2 separate regions of the Homo sapiens genome follow, and region 1 is linked to region 2. A link is an interaction called in ENCODE POLR2A ChIA-PET data of the cell type or tissue named here. Cell type or tissue: Panc1. All regions are shown on one strand. Links, peaks and the distances in the headings refer to the core of each region. The heading gives the core; the rest is flanking DNA.

Region 1 (2,923 bases), core at 242-2,741, 58 kb before region 2:
TTAGCTTTATAGTTTTGAGTTTTACATTTAGCTCTATGACCCATTCCAAGTTAATCTTTTTGTATAGGGTCCAGTGTATTTATCAGTGTTCATTTTTACACATATGGTTCCAGTCTTTGTTTAGCAAGACTGTCCTTTCTCCATTGAATTGCCTTAGCACTTGTGTTGAAGGTGTGGGTTCTGTTCTCTCCCACTGATCTATGTGAACTGCCTTCCTCCAAGGAAGGGATGTGTTATCTCATATACTCATAGAGTGTACAGTCTTCAACACTGTAGGTTTACAGTGAGGTCATGAAATCAGGTAGGTAAGGCCTCCAACTTTGTCTTCTTTCTCAACATTGCTTAGGCTATTCTACTTTCTTTGATTTTTCATACAAATTTAGAATAAAATTTCCCATTTCAAAAAATAGCTTGCTGGGATTTTGATGGAAATTGAATTTTAATTGGGATTTATTGCACTGAATCTAAGATCTATTTGGAGAGAATGGATATCTTAACACAACTGAGTTTTCTCATCCATGAACATGATATATCTCTCCATCTTTCAGGTCTTACTTAGTTTCATTAATAATTTATAGTTATAACTAATAATTTATAGTTTTCAGCATACAAAGCTTACATGTATCTTGTTAGATTTATTTCTAAGTATTTTTTCAGTGCTACTGCAAATGGTATTGCTTATTAATCTTCATTTTCTATTGTTTATTTCTACCATATGGAATTATTGATTTTTCTATATTTACTTATATCCTGCAATCTTGTTAAGCTCCTTTATTAATTCTAGTAGCTTGTTTGCATATCTTTGAGATTTTCTATGTAGACAATTTTGTCATCTATGAATAAAAACCGTTTTATTTCTCTTTTATTCTATATATATCCTGGGTTTTTTAAATCTAATTGCTACAGCTAGAACCTCCAATACAATAATGAATAGGAATGGTGAAAGTGGATACCTTTTCCTTGTTCCCAATCTCAGTCCTGTGTTAACTGCTGTTTTGCTTTCTCTTAGTGAAACTACCTAGACTTTTGTGACCCCACACTCTCCGGATTCCCATTGAATCATCCTCCTTTTGTGGGGGCCTTTTCCTGCAGCTGCCTTTCAGGGTAGTTGTTCTACAAAGTCTTCCATAACTCAGTGCTCTGTTCTTTCTACCCACACTCCCTGTGTTATTGCATATACTCATGGTGTACCCAGTGTCACCCATGTACGGACTCCTAATTCCATATTCAGTCCCAGACCTTCTCCAGCAGTCTTATTTATCTAATTGCCTGCCAGCTGCCTGTCCTAGAAGCATGTTAAATTTAATTTTTTTTTTTTTTTTTTTAGACAGTCTTTCTCTGTCGCCAGGCTGGAGTACAGTGGTGTGATCTTGGCTCACTGCAACCTCCGCCTCCTGGGCCCAAGCGATTCCCTTGCCTCAGCCTCCTGAGTAGCTGGTACTACAGGCATATACTACCATGCCTGGCTAATTTTTTGTATTTTAGTAGAGACAGGGTTTCACCATGTTGGCCAAAATGGTCTCGATCTCCTGAACTCATGATCCGCCTACCTTGGCCTCCCAGAGTGCTGGGATTACAGGCATGGGCCACTGCACCCGGCCAAATTTAATATTTTTAATATTTACTCCATCACTCCTACCTTCTCTGTTTGCTTCCATGGGCTGGTTTCTCTAGTGACTATTTTTCAACACAAATCTGATCAAGTTGCCCCTTAGCCCCAGTGTACCTTTTAATGTACGATATAACTTTCATGGGGTGTCCAGTCTTCAACACTGTAGGTTTACAGTAAGGTCATGAGATCAGGTAGGTAACTCCTTACCATGGCTAAGAAGGCCTGCATGCTCTGACTTTTAGTTAACTCTCAGGTCTCATCTTCTGACACTTTCCTTCTTGTCCACTCTGCTCTAGTCACATGGACCTCCAGTCTCTTTCTTGAGCCAACCAAGTTTGTTCTCACTTTAAACCAAAAGTAGATCTTTACATGACTAGAGCTTTTTGGACACTTAGGTCATTTAGGCTCACATGTGGCCTCCTTAGTAAGATTTTCTCTATTCAGTCTAAGAGGACCACTCTACCACCTACACATCGTCTTTCATATGGTCTTCTGTCATTTTATTCCTAACATTATCATCTGAAATGACATTATTTAATTATTAGTTTCTTATATCACTTATTTCTCCTTCTAGGAGATAAGCTCCTTGAGGGCAGGAGCATTGGTCATTTTGATAGGAGTCCCTGTGTCTGGTGCCTATAGCACTCCCTGAGCACGGAGTAGATGTTCAGTAAATCATGAATGCTGAATGAATGAATTAATTTTCTAATTCACCGTCCACCTGGTCACCTAAGCCAGAAACCTGGGTATCAGTTGATTCCAACAGTGTTTGGTCAGTAAAATAGAAAGCACTGTAGATATTTTAAGCAAGAAAGAATTTAGTACAGAGAACTGGGAAATTATAGAATCAATTAAAAGCCTTAAAGAAGCAAAAGTCAGAGAAGCCACTGCTAGTCTTTCGGGAAACAAATTGCAGGAATTCTGAGGGACTTTTACCAAAGGTCTCACCTGTTTACAGCACCAGAGATTCTCAGGAGATTGTGCAGAAGCTCCTGGCAAAACCTCATTTGCCATCTGCCAAAACCCATGCACCTACTCACTGTTGCTGCAAAATAATAAGTTTCCTTTTCTTCTGTCTTCCGCATCTTTCTTGGGGACCTCCATGGGAGGAACCTAACATGAGATCCTGCTGGCTAGTAAGTGAATAATCTGGGGCTCTGGCACCTTCAATACAGAGGAGAGTATAGAAGGGAAGAAAGGTATTGAAACGCTGACAATCCAGCCCAGGAACTCACCCACCTCTAATACACGAGCAAGTGCAATCGATTTTACCCAACATTTCCCTCAAATATCTGAATGTCTCACCTCCAC
Region 2 (2,923 bases), core at 327-2,826:
CTGGGATTACAGGCGTGAGCCACGATGCCCAGCCTGTCTGCTATTTATAGATAAGGAAATCCAGGCTCAGGGAGATTAAGTAACTCTCCTAAAGTGACATGGCTTGCCATGGGAGAAGCCACGCCTTGAGATCAGCTGTGCCTGGTTCCAAACCCTCAGTTCTTTCCTTGGAATGTAATCACTGCTGTGATAGAGGGATACTTCTTCAATTACCATTCATTATAACCATAGTCAATCAATGTTAAGTTAGTGTGTATTTGTTTGTAACAAGGTAGATAGGATTATAACTCTGCTCCTCCCCCTGCTAGAGGAATGATAGACTCTCACAGGGCCTTACAAAGTCCATTCTTCTCTATTTCTTCCAGGTCATTTCTTTTAACGCCACTACCTTTCCTCTTTAGCCTTCTCTACTTACTAAATGAAGCAGTGGTAATGCTGTTGCTCGAAGGAGACTGTTATGTCAATCATAGGACAAAGTGATTAGCTCAGATATGGGGATTTTCTTAATCCAGTTGTTTGACAGTCCCATGTATTCTTGTTTAAAATTAAAATAGAAAAAAAAACCCAAAACATAAAACTTTGAATGTGAGCTATCTGAAATAAATGATAAGGAAATTAAATTCAATATCTAGGTGTGCCCAATCCATTTCATTTTCCCCAACAGCAAAGTAAAAGTCTCTATATTTTTGAAGATCAATTTGCAAATAATTTTTTTCCGTGTAATGTAAACAAAATGGTATCTAATGATTCCAGTGTGCCAGGTGTGGTTTTCCAGCATTATATTCTTCACCCCTCTTCTTAATGCTTTAAGGTAATGAACGATATTCCCATTGCTCAGATGAGGAAAATGAGGCTCAACGATTATGCCCAAACCAGGGAGCTAATTCGAGGAAGTACCAGAAACTTAACTCAGAACTCTTGATTCTCCAAGCCCATGCTCTTAAGATGATGATGGAAACAGCCTCAGCCAACACGTGGGGAGGGCCTCCTGTGAGTTGCTGTTGTTTAAGAGCTTTGCATGTGTTAACTCATTTAAGCCTCACAACAATTATGAGTCAAGGGCCACACAGTGCCTATTTGGTGGGTAAGAGAACTGAAGCCCAAGAAGATTGTAGCAGCCACAGAAGCTGGCAGTAATAGAGTTGGGTTTGATGGTGGCGGGTAAGTACAGACCACGCTCTCCATCATTACACTCTCACACAGCTCTTGGCACATGTGACTAGAAAGACAAAATATTTACACGAGACTGTCTGTTATAAAACGGAATCGTTATGATTTATATTCATTTCTTCCATTCATGATACTTAATCAGAAACCATGACACAGGAACGCTTAGAACAATTTTCATGTTGCCTGTGTATTTTTAACTTTGTTTAACTCTGAAAATTCACCGGCCGCCTAATCAAACCTACCTTCCCCTCCATTATGACTGACAGCATTCACCATTTTAAGAAACCACAGTAAGATTCTTACAGGTTTTTTGTTTTTTTTTTTAAACGCTCAAAGTCAATACCTTATGGCCTTGAATAACCTTTTCAAAATTGCTTTTTCTGTCCCGAGGACACATTTCATCTTCAATTTAGATTTAAAAACTCCCTAAACTCCATCGAAGCAACCCTGTTGAAAGCTCTCTGAACAATGATCTGGCAGTGTCCACCGAGAACAGAATAAACAATGCGTTCCTGTTTTGTGTTTCCTGTTGATCACTGCTGTGTTCTTATTTCTCTTGATATCACTGATCAGTAAATTGTAGTTTTAGAAAAAAGAGCCAACTACTTCACTATATTTAGAGTCAAAAATATTCAAATGATGCAGCTCCCGGGGCGTTAGGCATGTCGGCTCATTTTTCATGGCAGATTTTGCTCCATTAGGAAATGATAATGGGCCGGAGACTTAATGCCACAACTGTTGTAAGCATTCGTTGTTGATGCCCAGAAGTTCTTTCAAAACTTCTGGAAGTATTTTTTAACTAATATCTTAATGGCAGGCCTAATAGTTTATTGCTGTCGTTCAGCCGGTCTAATGTAAGGAAGGTTGTTTTTAGATGATTGTTTTGTTTCTGTTTCTAGCTTTCATGGAACAGATGACCTCAATACAGTCATTTCACCAGGTTGGGTTTGCCTCAAATAACAAGAAATCCCACGGACAGGTAGCCCAGAGTAGGTTCCTCTCTATCCTCTCTCCATCGCTGTATCATCTCTCTGTTAGCATGCACCCCCACAGAATGACATCTGCATTTCAGTCTACAAAAAGAGGAGCAGAACAAGGTTAGAAAGAAAAGGACAGCCTGGCGCGGTGGCTCACGCTTGTAATCCCAGCACTTTGGGAGGCCGAGGTGGGCGGATCACGAGGTCAGGAGATCGAGACCATCCTGGCCAACATAGTGAAATGCCGTCTCTACTAAAATACAAAAAATTAGCCGGGAGTGGTGGCAGGTGCCTGTAGTCCCAGCTACTCGGGAGGCTGAGGCAGGAGAATGGTGTGAACCCGGGAGGCAGAGCTTGCAGTGAGCTGAGATCCCGTCACTGCACTCTAGCCTGGGCGACAGATCCAGACTCCGTCTCAAAAAAGAAAGAAAAGGACAAGGAAGCCCTCTTCTCGGGAGGTTAGTGTCGTTACTGTGCATATGAAATTTTCAACAGGATGCCTTGCCTTTAGCTTATTGGTCAGAAACTGCAAGGAATCCAGGCAGGTCAGTTGTTAACTGGCCGTACTGTCAGGATTCTGTAGTGAGGAAGGCTGCAAAATGGATCCTCAGGAGGCAGAAGGAAGTGTCTACCACACCTCTTACCTACTTGACTTATTTTACAGAGTAATGAATATGGGAATAGTGACTTAATTGTAAAATAAAACATCAGACAGAACCTCAAACTGAAAATGATCCTCGAAGGAATTCTTGCCAAGAAAAAGAGGGCCCTTGCTA

What was found. ChIA-PET counts read pairs that join two places held together with the same protein. Peaks named below come from ENCODE experiments on the same cell type or tissue, not always from the same donor. Only the 100,000 strongest peaks of a DNase experiment are listed, where the experiment ranks them.
Region 1: POLR2A ChIA-PET joins it to region 2 with 6 read pairs; 4 of 35 experiments call an interaction of 5 or more read pairs at or near these places.

The regions. Positions count from the first base shown.
Region 1 is chr4:185,841,333-185,844,255 of GRCh38, reverse strand. It overlaps a transcript of SORBS2 not described here. Among named protein-coding and RNA genes, the nearest start is that of SORBS2, 31 kb to the right of the region's middle. In Panc1, for the core only: no CTCF peak of the experiment used is centred there; no DNase peak of the experiment used is centred there; H3K27ac peaks cover 1,284 bases.
Region 2 is chr4:185,783,791-185,786,713 of GRCh38, reverse strand. All of the region lies in intron 1 of SORBS2 (sorbin and SH3 domain containing 2), which reads left to right. Among named protein-coding and RNA genes, the nearest start is that of SORBS2, 27 kb to the left of the region's middle. In Panc1, for the core only: no CTCF peak of the experiment used is centred there; no DNase peak of the experiment used is centred there.